Linked DNA regions of Homo sapiens: regions 2 and 3 are each linked to region 1. A link is a contact called in ENCODE Hi-C or POLR2A ChIA-PET data. All regions are on one chromosome and are shown on one strand. Each heading gives the region's core, a stretch centred on a gene start or an enhancer-like site at or near the end of the contact. The rest is flanking DNA. Distances are from core to core; before and after follow the strand shown. Region 1 has its middle 16 kb from the start of MIR4786. Region 2 overlaps HDAC4 (histone deacetylase 4). Region 3 overlaps HDAC4 (histone deacetylase 4).

Region 1 (4,625 bases), core at 1,406-3,905:
ACTCAATTCTCCCTAAATTCATCTATAGTCTTAGTGTAGTTCTTATTAAAATCCTAGCAGAAATCTGTGCAGATGTGAATAAGCATATCTTATATTTTATATGGAAAGGAAAATAAACTAGACTAGCTTAAACAAATTTTGAAAAAGAAGAAAAATGTGGGAGGAATCACTCTACCTGATTTTAATTTTTACTCCATCATTACGGTAATCAAGACTATAGAGAAACAGAGAGAAAAGAGAACAGAATAAAGAACCTAGAAACAGATCCATACAAGTACTTCCAATTGATGTTTGACAAAGGTGCAAAAGCAATTCAATGGGGAAGGGATAGTCTTTCTACAAATAAATGGTGCTGAAGTGAGTGAACATCCATTGGCAAAAGAAATGAACTGCGACCTAAGTCTCCCTTTATGTACAAAAATTAACTCACAATGGACCACAGACTTAAATGTAAAGTGTAAAACTACTAAACTTGCAGAAAACAACAGAGAAGGTCATCTTTGAGATCTAGGGTTAGGTGAAGAATTCTTAAGACTTGACTCGTAAAGTATTATCAATTAAAAAATATACATAAAATTGGACCTCACGCAAATTTAAGTTTTTGCTCTGTGAAAAGCCCTAGTGACAGAATGAAAAGACAAGCTACAAGGTGGGAGATCACCTGGCAGAGGACAAAATCTGAAATACATAAAGAAGGTCTCAAATCTCAACAATGATCAGCTCAGTCCAGTTAGAAAATGTGCAAAAGACATGAACAGATATTTCACAAAGAGGATATACAGATTAGCACATGAAAACATGTTAACATCACCAGTCACTAGAGAAATGAAGACCACAATGAAATATCACTATACATCTTTCAGAGCAACTAAAATTAAAAATAGAGACCACACCAAAGCCTGACGAGGATGCTGAGAGATTGTCCTTCACACATCATTGGTGGGAATGTAAGGTGGTACCCCACTCTGGGAAACATTTTGGAGTCTCTGATAAAAAATTAAACATACACTTACCCTACGATCCAGCAATTACACTTCTGGGCATTTACACCAGAGGAATGAAACTTTCTGTCTACACAAAAACTTGTATATCAATGTTCATAGCGGCTTTATTCATAATTGTCAAAATCTGGAAACGATGTCAATTTCCTTCAATGGGTGAATGGTTAAACAAACTGTGGTACACTGGTAATGTGAGCTCAGCAATAAACAGAAAAAACTAGCATACAATGCTTCAGTCAACAACAGACCAAATATGCTACAGTGGTCCCATGAGACTATAATGAAGCTGAAGAAATCCTATCCCCTAGTGACACTGTAGCCAGCATATGTCATAGCTTGTCTGTGATGAGGCTGGTGTAAGCAAACCTACTGTGTGCCAGTCATATACAAGTCTAGCACATGCAATTATGTACAGTACATAATACTGATGAAAATAACTGACGATATTTCTGGATTATATTTTTAGTACACTATACTTTTTATCATAATTTTGGAGTGTACTCCTCCTACTTATAAAAAAAAATAGATACCTGTAAAACAGCCTCAGATAAGTCCTTCAGGAGGTATTCAGAAGAAGGCATCATTACCACAGGGGAGAACAATTCCATGTGTGCTACTGCTCCTGAAGACCTTCCAGTGGGACAGGAGGTGGAGGTGGAAGACAGTGACGTCATATTAGTCTGTCCTCATGCTGCTAATAAAGACGTACCCGAGACCGGGTAATTCATAAAGGAAAGAGGTTTAATGGACTCACAGTTCCACATGGCTGGGGAGGCCTCACAATCATGGTGGAGAGCGAAGGGGAAGCAAGACACGTCTTACATGGTGGCAGGCAAGAAAGTGTGTGCAGGGGAGCTTCTCTTTATAAAACCACCAGATCCCATGAGACTGATTCACTGTGACAAGAACAGCATGGGAAAGATCCACCCCCACGATTCAACGGCCTCCCACCAGGTCCCTCCCACAACACATGGGGATTATGGGAGCTACAATTCAAGATGAGACTTGGGTGGGGACACAGTTATACCCTATCAGACATGGATGATCCTGACCGTATGTAGACCTAGGCTAATGTGTGCATTTGTGCCTTAGTATTTTTTTAAAGTTTTAAAAGTTAAAAAAGTAATAGAATAAAGCTTATAGAATAAGGATATGAAGAAAGAATATAGAGCTGTAACATGTATTTTAAGGTAAATGTTATTATAAAAGAGTCAGAAAGTTAAAAAATATCAAAAAGTGTATGAAGTAAAAGACTTAGAGTAAGCTAAGGTTAGCTTACTGAAGAAAGAAAACTTTTAACGATAAATTGAGTTTAGCCTAAGTGTGCAATGTCTATAAAGTCTGCAGCAGTGCACAGTCATGTCCCAGGCCCTCACGTTCACTCCCCACCCACTGGCTGACTCACCGACCTAACGGTGCAGTCCTCAGGATGTATCCCCGTCATTACACAAAGCATGACTGTATTGCCACTCTCACAGCCTGGAGGGGGCTCAAGGGCATTAGGCTGAATTTTAAAAGTTAATCTCTAAAGGTCACATGCCGCACAATTCCATTTATACAAAATTCTCAAAATGACAAAATCACAGAGCTGCAGAACAGCTTCCTGGTTGCCAGGGTTAGGGGTGGGGCAAGGGGAGGAGCCTGGGTGGCGACTGGGGACAGCCTGAGGGAGATTCACACGATGACATCAGCGTGGCAGCCGCCACAGGTGGCAAAATTCTATAAAACCACATGGAACAACAAATGAGTGTGAGGAAAGCTGGCAAAAACTCGGCAAGGCTGGTGGGCCCATCACTGTCAGGTCCCTGGTACCCCAATACGGTGGCTGTGGGGGTGCTGGGCAAGGACACAGGGGACTTCTGCATGCTGCGTTTGCAATTTCTTGTGCATGTGTAGTCATCAAATTAAAAGTTAAAAGCAAAGACACAAAACACCAGTACCCAGGTAAAGAGCGACTGAAGTCAAGAAGGGCCCTCCCATCCCACATGGGAAAACAGCAGACCCCAGCACAGCCCCCACCACAAACGCGAGTAAGGAGCAGAAGGTCTGTACAAAGATTCCAGGACTTTAAAAAAAAAATAACAAAAGAAGAAAACAAATGTAACAGAAAAAAAAAGGCAGGTACCAATGCCACTTTGAAGGCATAATTGTTCCATAACAGAAGAAAATGTATACCTCAACTGCTTTCATGTTTTCCAAGAAATAAAGGAGCACATGAATTCCATGAATCATGACTAAAGAAAAGAAGGCAAAAGACAAGATGAAATACAGAGCTGGAAAGAGAACACAAAGAGGAAAAAGGAAAACCACTTGCGATCTGAAAATTACTTCTATTGTGATTATTATTCTGTGAAGTCAGTTCCTCATGGCAGGAAATCCCCCGAATCCACGCCAGACTCCTCGGCCCTGGCCCACCGCGAGCCGCTGCTGGGTTTAATGCAGTTCCTGTCTCCCACCCTGGAGCTGTGACAGCGACATCTCGTTTCCAACTATGCTCTCCCCACAGGTGACCTCATCCAGGGCCCTGGGGGACACTCTCACCTGTGATTCCCAAGCTGTCTCCAAGCCCTGCCTCACCTGCTCCAGAGGCACCCAGCCAACCACCGGACATCCCGCTCCAGGTCCCTCTGTGCAAGGATGTCAGACCCTTCCGCGTTCCCTGCAGCGTCCCTTCCAAACAGGTGGTATCCGTGTTCCAAGCAGCCCAGGCCCAACCTCGGAGCCTGTGTGGTTGCTCCTTCACCCCACTCCTCCCATCAGCGGATCCTCCGCGAATCCTCCCAGCCTTGACTCCGAAACGCTTTGTCTCCCATCGCCCCGCGGCCACCCGGATCCCACTCCCGAGGTCAGGAGCCCCCGACTCTTCCTCCTGCACCTACTCCTGTCTCTGTCCAGTGCTCCCCACTGGCGCCCGGTGAGCTGAAGACAAGAACCAAAGCAGGCTTGAACCCCCTCCCGTGCCTTCCCACTGCTCTTTAAAAATGAAGAGAACGCTGCATCTGGCTAACGAGATCGTAACAAGATCGCCACCCGGCGTCTCCAAAGCCGGGATGCAGCCACCCAGGCGAGACGCTGCCCTGACACTGCAGTGATGTGCGTGCTTGGCACCAACCGGTGGCCTGGCTGCTGCCCTGGAGACAGGGACAATGGCTGCATCAGCCACCCATGGGTTACGGAGGACGGTACCGGGCAGAGACGCAGACACCGATGACTGAGTTGTCGAAGGTGGTTGAGAATGGGAAGGAGGGGCCAGGGTCTCACGAGGCCATTTCTCTTGTGGTCTCAGGTCTCACTCCTGAGCCTCCATAAAAAGGAAAAAATGAGTCAAAAAGAGCTCTTGCAAGGAATGCAAAATAAGCCATGGCAGTGTTTCCTCACCTCTCAACGTTATTTAATCAGTGGTGATTTTCCTTCTTGTGGGAGGCTAGTGCACCTCACAAGCCCGGGAAGTGCGGCAGCCCTTGCTGCTCCAGCAAGCTGCCCTGCTCCTCCGCCGGCCCTGCTTCTCCACCAGCCCTGCTCCTCCACTGCTCTTGCTCCTCCACCGCCCCTGCTTCTCCACCACCCCTGCTCCTCCACTGCCCCTGCTCCTCCACTGCTCTTGCTCCTCCGCCGGCCCTGCTT
Region 2 (4,625 bases), core at 1,055-3,554, 610 kb before region 1:
AGCCTGGGGAACAAGAGTGAGACTTCATCTCAAAAAAAAAAAAAAAAAAAAAGTGATAAATCAAACAAACAAAAAAATTTAGAAGGAATTATAGAGAATGGAATGCTGATCTCCACCAGTGACAAATGACATAGGTAAATCTAAATTTGCCAAATATGGAAATAAGGAAATTGGTAGGACTCTTCTGTTATGTAAAAATATGTATTTTAATCAAAACTATTTTGCTGTTGAACTTTTCTAGCTATTAATTATTGGCAAATACAAAATCCATGATTCTAGTGGGTTTCTGATAATCTATAAAATTTTCTGAATCTTTTTGAGTCTTTTTATGTGAATTTATTTTGGTTCTTCCCATCTTAATGAAACTGCTGACATCTCAAGCCATACTGAACACATGTGCTACCGTAAGGTCAACCTCAGAACACAGCTCTTGTTAAGACAAGGCCTCTAGAGTTTTCCAACCATGAAAAAGATTCATTTTTGCTTTCAAATGATCCCCAACTTGTAAGAACTACATATTCTCTCCAACTTGGGTATTTTAAAATCAATTATGAAAACTGAAATAATTATTTTATCTAATCTTTTTTATTTTTCAAAACATTCTCTCATATTTACATGATTTATACCGCTTTCCTTGTATAACAACTGTCCTGTAATAAAACCTTTGATAACGAATAACTACATAATGTACTGTTATTTTCTTTTCCCCAATATTCTATTCAGGGTTTTAAACCTATGTTTACAAACAAAATGTGCTTATAACGTTTGCTTTATTATTGTCTCTTGCAGGTTCTAAAATCAAGATACTCTAAGCTTCATAAGATTAGCTTGCAGCCAGGCGCAGTGGCTCACGCCTGTAATCCCGGCACTTTGGAAGGTGAAGGTGGGCGGATCACGAGGTCAGGAGATCGAGACCATCCTGGCTCACACGGTGAAACCCCGTCTCTACTAAAAATACAAAAAATTAGCCGGGCGTGGTGGCGGGCGCCTGTAGTCCCAGCTACTCAGGAGGCTGAGGCAGGACAATGGTGTGAACCCGGGAGACGGAGCTTGCAGCGAGCCGAGATAGCGCCACTGCACTCCAGCCTGGGTGAAAGAGCAAGACTCCGTCTCAAAAAAAAAAAAAAAAAAAAAAAAAAAGGTTAGCTTACATTTTTCTGTGTTTTGAGCCAATCTTAAATAAGGTGAACGTGTGTAAATGTTGGAAAAATATTACATTATCCCTGAAGGAGTAGCAGCTTTCAACAATTACCTAACTGGGTCCTTTGTGGGGTTCTCAGAAGTTCTTCCTTTTAGTGACAACCAACTCATGCTGCTTCCTGTCAGAGTACAGGATGCTTTTCTTCTAAGGTCTGACATTTTATAGTTACTTGCTCTGGCCCAGTCAAAGCCCTCCAAAGCCCTGCCATAGAGCACAGAACATCACAGCTCCCGCCCACACCAGGACTTCCCCTAGACACTGGCTTCATCATTCTCAGGGCAGCATCTATCCCTGATGGCACATCCGGTTGTTAAGGGGGAGGGTCTTCACTGCGAGTCGTCCAGGTTCTTGACATGTTGAACAAAGAATTGGACAAAACACACAAACAAAGCAATGAAAGAATGAAGCAACGAAAGCACAGATTTGTTTAAGCGGAAGTACACTCCACAGAGCAGGAGCAAGCTCCAGAGCAAGCTGCTCAAGACTCCCACTTGCAAAATCTTCTGGGGGTTAAGTACCCTTTAGAGGTTTCCTACTGGTTACACCCTATGTAAATGAAGACTTGGCTCATGACCAATCAGAGGCCAAAGTGAAGTTACACCCTATGCGAATGAAGACTTGGCCTGCAACCAATCAGGGGCTGAAGTGAAAGCTCAGCCTGCAACCAATCGGATGCTGAAGTGAAGGCCCCCTGTCTCCAGATCCTATTCTACTGCCTTGCAATGACAAGTTTAGGGGAGTAAAGCCTTACACTTCAGAGCGCAAGCTCACTGGTTAAGAGTCAGTTGCTTGGCACAGCCCCTTGGGCCAGTGACTTCCTTTCTCAATGCCTCTGTTTTCTCATCTGTAAAATACAGATGATGTAAGGTTAGTAGGACCCATCCGTAGGCTGTTGTGGGGATCACAGCTGTAAATATGTAGAAAACACTTAGCAAAGTGCCTGTGCAGGGCAGACTCCATCACTGCCAGCCATATTTACCATTATGTAGTTGTTTATTTACCCATCTACTGTTTGACTTTCCCACTGGCACTGGGTGTGGCAATGGGTGGGGGCTTTTCCTGTGTGGTTCACCAGTAGACCCCAGTGCTTACAGCAGCCTGGCATGTAGCAGATGCTCACAAGAGGTGTCTTGACTGGCTGAGTGCTGGTGTGTGGACGGGAACCAGCCTAAGGAAAGCACTCTTGAGACTCTTCATCCTGCCCGGGTGTGGGTAGCCTGGGTCTGTCACTCGGCCCCACACCCGGGGCCCCACTCCTGGCTTCGATAAGCGACGTCACCAATGTCTGCCCCAGCACCTGGACAGACTCTTGTGGCCCTTCCTTCTCGGGAAGCCCAGAAAGAACTGCAGTGACTGAGACAAACCCAGCGCTGCTGCGGGGTGTGTGGAGGCATCTTGCCATAGTGGGTGGGGTGCACGTGCCACAAACGGCTCACTCTTGATGATGAGGGTGACTCACGCATCCCCTTGTCCCCACAGTTCTGTTTCTTGGACTTTATCCTAACAAAACAATCATGATAAGAACAACCAGCCCCAAACATAAAGACACATGTGCAACAATGCTCGCTGAGGTGTTATTTACTATACAAAAAATTTAAGTCCCATTAACAGAGGATTTTTAAATACTGAAATATTACGGAGCTACAAAAAAATCCCATTGCTGTTCTATCGTGTATGTAATAGGTACAGGTATGGACATGGGGAGACAAAGAGGGAAAGAGAGAAAAAGAGAGAGAGCTCCTGCTTGAGAATCTACAAAATGTCACCTGTGACTTTCTCTGAACTGTGTGCCTCCCAGCTAAATGTGGTCTGGCAGGGTAAAGAGAGCATTTTCCTTTCTTTCATCTTTCAGCATTGTTGGATGTTAAGTAAAGAAAAGACTACATCTTAACTTTTGAAACTGGGGAAGGGGAGTATTTTCCCATTTATTTAATAAACTGCTTTCATCCAACAAAATCAAAGCAATAAATGGGGCAGATCCTCGGAGAGCCTGTGTGTGGAAGGCACTGTGCAGTGCTAGGTGAGAGAGGAGGCGTCTGGGAGCTCAGGCCACGCCCTCCAAGAACCCGCGGCCAACGACTTAGGTGTGTGCGCCTGGAAAGTGCTTCTTCACGTGTGGACATGGGAGAGGTAATGCTGAATTCATGTCTCCGCCCAATCTGGATTTAAGGAGGAAGATGCCGGTGAGAGCTCAAAAAGCATCCCCTGTCACGGGGCCCCGGGGCAGCCAATCACACACACCTGGGGGCCTGCACAGGGAAAAAACGCTGCCACTCAAGCAGGCAGAAGCGCCACAAAAACATTCATTTTTATTTTTTCTAAAAAAAGACAAGAACATCCATTGCTGTTGAAATATTTAACTTAAAAAAGAAACAGTGCAAATTTCAGAATGAAATATATCCTCTATTGCTTCCCCTAGAATCCAGGCCACAGAAAGTGCATCTGAACGGGACCACATGCGCTACGGTATGCACTGATGAAACACTGACAAAGGCTGGTGTAACTTTTAAAATGCGAAGGATTAGCACAATTGAAGGTGTGAAACTAGAAGGCAGCTGAAAAAATTAAAAAGTAACTAACGCACATAAATAAGAAATCTGGGGTCTCTGGAAAATATTTTCAAACATAGAGTACTTGGACAATCCTGAATTTGAAACCCAAATTGGACACGCAAAGGCAAAAATGTAGCCACAATTAGCTGAAAGAAACACAGCCCTGAGCCATCCTACAAGAAAACCAATCCTGCCACAACTCACCAGTGCGAACTTAACATGGAGAAAGAGGTCCTCACCGCACAGTATCCTGAACAGAAAGGCTGGTGAGAGTGAAAATTAAAAGCCAAGAGAACAATAGCAATTTTTAAACTCCTTCAGATAAAGTAAATAAATCCTACTCCCTGTAAAGCCTATTGCCATTATGTGTTTGCTCTCCAGGGGCCAAGCAAAGCCAAAGTGCCTGCGTGGCATGCTGTGGCTTCCTGCTCAGCAGCCCACCCGCTTCAGTGCAGCAGCCAGCACACTCAGGACCCCCAGGCAGATAGCACGCAGGACTCTGACGCAAGTGGTGACAGGATGGTCGGAAGAGCCCCACTCACGAGGCACCACAGCTCACAGCACAACTGGGAACCCACGCTGCAGAAAGCCTGTTCTCTGTCTCCTGTGGAAACCCTGGTCAGTTGTTGTTAAACTCGCCATCCCTTGGAGAGGCCATAACAGAAGGGGGCGTGGGCGAGGTGCTGCTGTAGGGACGCAGCGACAGGGACGGGAGCCAAAGAACAAGAGACTGAATATGGCTGCAGCGCCCTGGCTTAGGAAGAGCAGAGTCTACACCGACCTGGGAAGGAAGAACAACTGCAGCTCAGACACTTCCAAAGCACAACTTCAGAAATGAGCAAGATCTTTCCTCTAAGACACATGCTCTCTTA
Region 3 (4,625 bases), core at 654-3,153, 560 kb before region 1:
GCAGAAATACTGTCGCCATTAAGCCACACCTTCCATAGACTGGCAAAGGGTAAAATGATGCCTCTCTTCTCACGACGCTTTGTGTTTTACCGAACGGTTATTTTTTGTTAAAAATGTTACCTATCTATTTAACATGTAATGGGTTTATTCAGTTTCAAATGAGTAAGCACGTTTTTTAGATGTGTGTTAGTTTCTAATACAATAAATACCAATACAGGTTGAGCATCCCTAATCTAAGAATCCACAAACCAAAATGCTCCAAAATCTGAAATTTTCTGAGCACCAACATGAAAACCCAAGTGGAAAATTCCATACCTGACCTCATGTGATGGGTCACAGTCAAAACTGTTTGGCGAACAAAATTATTAAAAATACTATATGAAATTACCTTCACATTATATGTATAAGGTGAACATGAAAAATAAATTTCATGTTTAGGCTGGGTGTGGTGGCTCACACTAATCTCAGCACTTTGGGAGGCTGAGGCCGGTGGATCACCTGAGGTAAGCCTGGCCAACATGGTGAAACCCCATCTCTACTAAAAATACAAAAACTAGCCAGTCATAGTGGTGTATGTCTGTAATTCCAGCTACTCGGGAGGGAGGCTGAGGCAGTAGAATCGCTTAAACCTGGGAGGCGGAGGTGGCAGTGAGCCGAGACCACACCACTGCACTCCAGCCTGGGCGACAGAGTAAGACTCCGTCTCAAAATAAATAAATAAATAAATAAATAAATTTCATGTTTAGACTCAGGTCCCATCCCCAAGATATCTCATTATGTATACGCAAATACTTCAAAATCCAAAAACTCTGAGAGCCTGAACACTTCTGGTCCCAAGCACGTCAGAACGACAGTCAGCCTGTGCATCTCAATCATTGAAGCTAAAGCTCTTTGGAGTCCATGCTAATTTGCAGGAGTGTGAAGGGCTCCGGAGTTTGAGAACCGTGGCTCTGCAGGTGTGTTCCAACCCTCTTCCTTCGGAGACACAGGAGGGCCCTGAATGTCAGATGTGAGGGATGTGGGGCCCGCAGAGACACAGGAACTTGGCTGTGAGGAATTCAGGGACTAGCAAAGGGGGCGATGAGAAGACCCTGAAATGCACCGTCCAAAGCACAGTACCATCTTGCGTGGCTGGCGCTGCTGCATTTCACCTTTCTTCACGTGGAGGGGGTCTCATCAAGGCAGCAGAACAGCTTCTTGAAACAAACTCAAGATTGACAGGGTGCCAAGCAAGAAAAACTGGAAACTGACGTGTCCCAGCCGCCCACCCACTTCCTTCTCCATTGGGGGATAACAGGGGGGTACAAGTGAAGGGCCTCCGTCCTGAGGAGAGGGGCACAGGCTGTTTCCTCCAGACACAGACACTCCTCAGTGGTCAGGACCGTCCTCTCCATGCCTGTCTCAAGCTGCAGGTGCCTCTCCTGCCCAGGTGAGGTGGGAGACCTGGGCAGGCAGCCCTCCCTGTTCTGCAGGTGAGGTGCTTATCACTGCTGGAGTGGACCCTCCTAAGTGTTGCGTTCTTTCGGACCAAAGCAGTAAATAAAGGTGCTTTGATTCCAGGTGATAGCCCAAGTTCCTCCCCAACTCTACTCAAAACTATCGATGTCGGCATCGACAGCTGAGGCTGCCCTGCAGATGGGAACCCGCAGACAATCCTGGTACCTGCTGCTGTGATTATTCACAGCCGTCAGAGAGCCCTCACCTGGGGGGAGGTGAATGCCAACCCCACGGGTGACACACCACTCCCCTGGTGACCCCAGGGAAGCTGCAGGAAGGTGACAAAGGACCTGCACACACAGGCAGTGGACAGGCTCGCCGGCAGGGAGGAATCCTCTCTGTTTGACAAGACACAGACAGGCCCTCTCTGGTGACAGTCTCCAAGAAAGGAGGGAAGGCTTGGACAGATGCCAACAAGCGGGAAGGAAGACAGCAGCACGGCCCATTCCCCGACGGTCCCCTTTCATCTTTCCAGGTCTGAACTGCCCACAGTTCTGAGTTTTGGGTCCCAATAAATGGACGTCTGGACCAAGAGCATGTCTACGGTTGGAGCTCACACCTGCTGGTGGCAGCAAGCCGACTGCCCGGCGGGGGGTGGGCAGCCCGGGAGCCACAGGGCTCCCCAGAGACAGCCGCTTGGGCTGCAATGTCTCCAAGCTACAGTCCCGCTAACCCGGTTGGTTTCCCAAGCATGTGAGCGAAACTCAGAGGTTCGTTAAACTCCTACTTTCTAAGTTTATTTATTGTTGCAATTGTTTACAAAAAGCATTTTTATTTTAATGTAAAAAGCAAAGCTATTTCTATTTTAAAATAAATTAAAACTGCTGCAGATAATCAAGAGACGGGTCAAGCCCTGCTCTCATTTCCGCGTACACGGTGTAGCTGGGCATGAAGTACTTATAAACTCATGAAGTCAAGAAGTGTTCAACACAGCGCCTCGGAAGCCAGGTTGCTGGATGACACGGCCCATGACGTCTCAGCAGGCCTGGGCCACCTTCTCTCAAGCAGAACACACAGAATCGTAGCCACCTTTCATAGAAAACAACGGAAATGAAGAGCTTAAAGGAGCTGAGGACAGTGCAGGGTGCATGAAAGGAAGTGGCACAGATGCCTGAAGGCTTGTACTGAAAGTGGCGTCATGCCCTGATGGGAACTTCCCATTCCTCCCTGGTGGGCGGAGAGAATCATAGGACCGCCACATCCTGTCATCTCCACTTTTCTTTCTCTTAAAGAACAGATGATTGCAGCGTGGCTGGCGACACACTTCATGAGGCAGAGAAAAGCACGCCCAGATGCACGGGGCCCTGTACAGGACGGCAGGCCGTCTGCCCTGTGTCCCCGGGACTGGCAGGTCAGTGAGGGTAGCATCCCGACTTTTCCCAAGGGGCTCTGCGGGGTCAAAACAGAGTTTAAAAATGCAAAGACAACCATGCAACCCTTAGCCATGGGCCACCAACAACCGTCAGAGAGTGGTGCTAGAGGTCCAAAATGCTGCGCTGAGGGAGGCACCCCACAGCTCTGAAATGTTCCAACTCCCTCGATCCCACTGAAAGACATGGCTCGGGGCTCTCCTGTTAAAGGGTAGAGTAAAAGCAGGTATGGTTCTCGCAGGCAGGAGACAGGTGCCACACCAATCAAGATGCAGTTTTAAAGACTGCTACTTAGCAGACTTGTAAAACTGGATTTGCCCAGAGACAGACCAAACCCAGTCAGCACGGGCACTCTGGACTCCCTGCAGCGCCCCCCTGAATCCAGGCCTCCCTGCTCCCTGCCTTGCCAGCCCTGGGGCCTGTGAAGCATGTCTGGTGTTTTTCAGGAGGTCATGCACTGTATGGTTAACGGCAACAGATAGTGCAGAGCTGATCCTGCACAGCGGCCTCCGGGAGAGCAGGACTCTTGTGCTGGCCAGGCACCTGGTGGAAAGGCTGGTGCACCTGCAGCCCTGCGGCGCCTGGAGGAGCCGAGCAGAGGAGCTGGTTGAGCACCCACTGGACTTGGGCTTGAAAACCTGTCTTCACAGCTCATCCCCGCATCATGCTGGGTCTTTTCAAAATGATGATGATTACTTTAAGAACGTTCCTGGGATGAATTACAGACAGCTAAATGAGTCATAAAGGTGAAGGACCAACATGCCCCTCATCTCCTAGTTGGATAGTCGATGACAGCTGCCATCTAGGGCAATTGCTCTAACCCTCTGCCCTTTGGAGCCACTGATGTGCAGCTGCTGTCCACACCACAGGGCTTCCCACAGCCTGTCGCCCCCAGAGTCAGTCACTCCTCAGCTCCTGGCAGCCACAGGGCAGGCCCCAGCTGGGACAGGGAATCACCCAGGACAGAGTCCACCTTTGTCCAGGCAGGAACCCTGCGCCTCAGGCCACCTTGTCTGTGCAGACACCTGTTCTGGCCTGCACCACGGCCCCGTCCACTCAGGCCAGGCTCCAACAAGGAGTCCAACATATAAACACGTGTGTCACTCACACATGACCTCAAACTCACACACTCAATCACATACACACATCCTTATACACTCACACACACTCTCACATAACCACAAACTCACAATCATGAACACACTCAAACACGCACACTCAAACCCATGCGCTCATATACTAACACTTATACACTAATACAAACACAAGCATGCACTTACACAACCTCAAACTCACACATTCAATCACACTTGCACACTCACACCCAGGCACTCACACACACTAACACAAACACACAAACATGCATGCTCACACACATAACCTTAAACACACCCGATCACATTCATGCAAACATGCACTCATGCTCACAGTGTAACACACCCACAGACATTCACAAACACTCATGCTCACACATTCACACTCACAAATACACTCATATAACCTCAAACACACATACGCACGGACTCACTCACACACACACGTGTGTGGCAACAGCACAGGGGACCTGGCTCAGGCATGGCCGCACAAGCAGGATGGAGACTGGAGCCTCTGTCGGCGTGGCCCGGGCCTTTACCTGTGGTCCCTCAAAGCTTTTGCACAAAGATGAGGATCTGGGCCTGCGCATCCGGCCCTGCCTCATTCACCTGTATTGTTAAATCGGAATCAAGTGATAGCACAGGCATGGACCCAAAACAGTGA

What was found. Hi-C counts contacts between places; a loop is a spot of excess contacts on that map. ChIA-PET counts read pairs that join two places held with the same protein, here RNA polymerase II (POLR2A). Pooled maps may share reads with other maps.
Region 2: a pooled map shows a loop between it and region 1 (14-fold over the local background). The contact joins two enhancer-like sites. A Hi-C loop is called at or near these places in 4 of 50 pooled maps. POLR2A ChIA-PET finds 5 or more read pairs at or near these places in 2 of 52 experiments (T-cell and WTC11).
Region 3: a loop to region 1 is called in a map of dorsolateral prefrontal cortex, with 2.3 times the contacts of the local background. The contact joins two enhancer-like sites. A Hi-C loop is called at or near these places in 2 of 168 maps with a recorded cell type or tissue (dorsolateral prefrontal cortex and posterior cingulate gyrus) and 3 of 50 pooled maps. POLR2A ChIA-PET finds 5 or more read pairs at or near these places in 1 of 52 experiments (WTC11).

What each region holds. Positions count from the first base shown.
Region 1 is chr2:239,925,101-239,929,725 of GRCh38, forward strand. It overlaps a transcript of NDUFA10 not described here. Among named protein-coding and RNA genes, the nearest start is that of MIR4786, 16 kb to the right of the region's middle. RefSeq lists a silencer at 3,804-4,025. Within about 2 kb of position 2,656, at least 3 of the 41 ENCODE cell types and tissues checked have a DNase peak (open chromatin) inside an H3K27ac peak, as active enhancers do; they include dorsolateral prefrontal cortex, where a contact is called at or near this core.
Region 2 is chr2:239,320,352-239,324,976 of GRCh38, forward strand. The region is part of intron 2 of HDAC4 (histone deacetylase 4); the gene reads right to left. Among named protein-coding and RNA genes, the nearest start is that of MIR4269, 17 kb to the left of the region's middle. Within about 2 kb of position 2,305, at least 9 of the 41 ENCODE cell types and tissues checked have a DNase peak (open chromatin) inside an H3K27ac peak, as active enhancers do.
Region 3 is chr2:239,367,272-239,371,896 of GRCh38, forward strand. All of the region lies in intron 1 of HDAC4 (histone deacetylase 4), which reads right to left. Among named protein-coding and RNA genes, the nearest start is that of MIR2467, 18 kb to the left of the region's middle. RefSeq lists enhancers at 2,328-2,647, 2,668-2,827. Within about 2 kb of position 1,904, at least 12 of the 41 ENCODE cell types and tissues checked have a DNase peak (open chromatin) inside an H3K27ac peak, as active enhancers do; they include dorsolateral prefrontal cortex, where a contact is called at or near this core.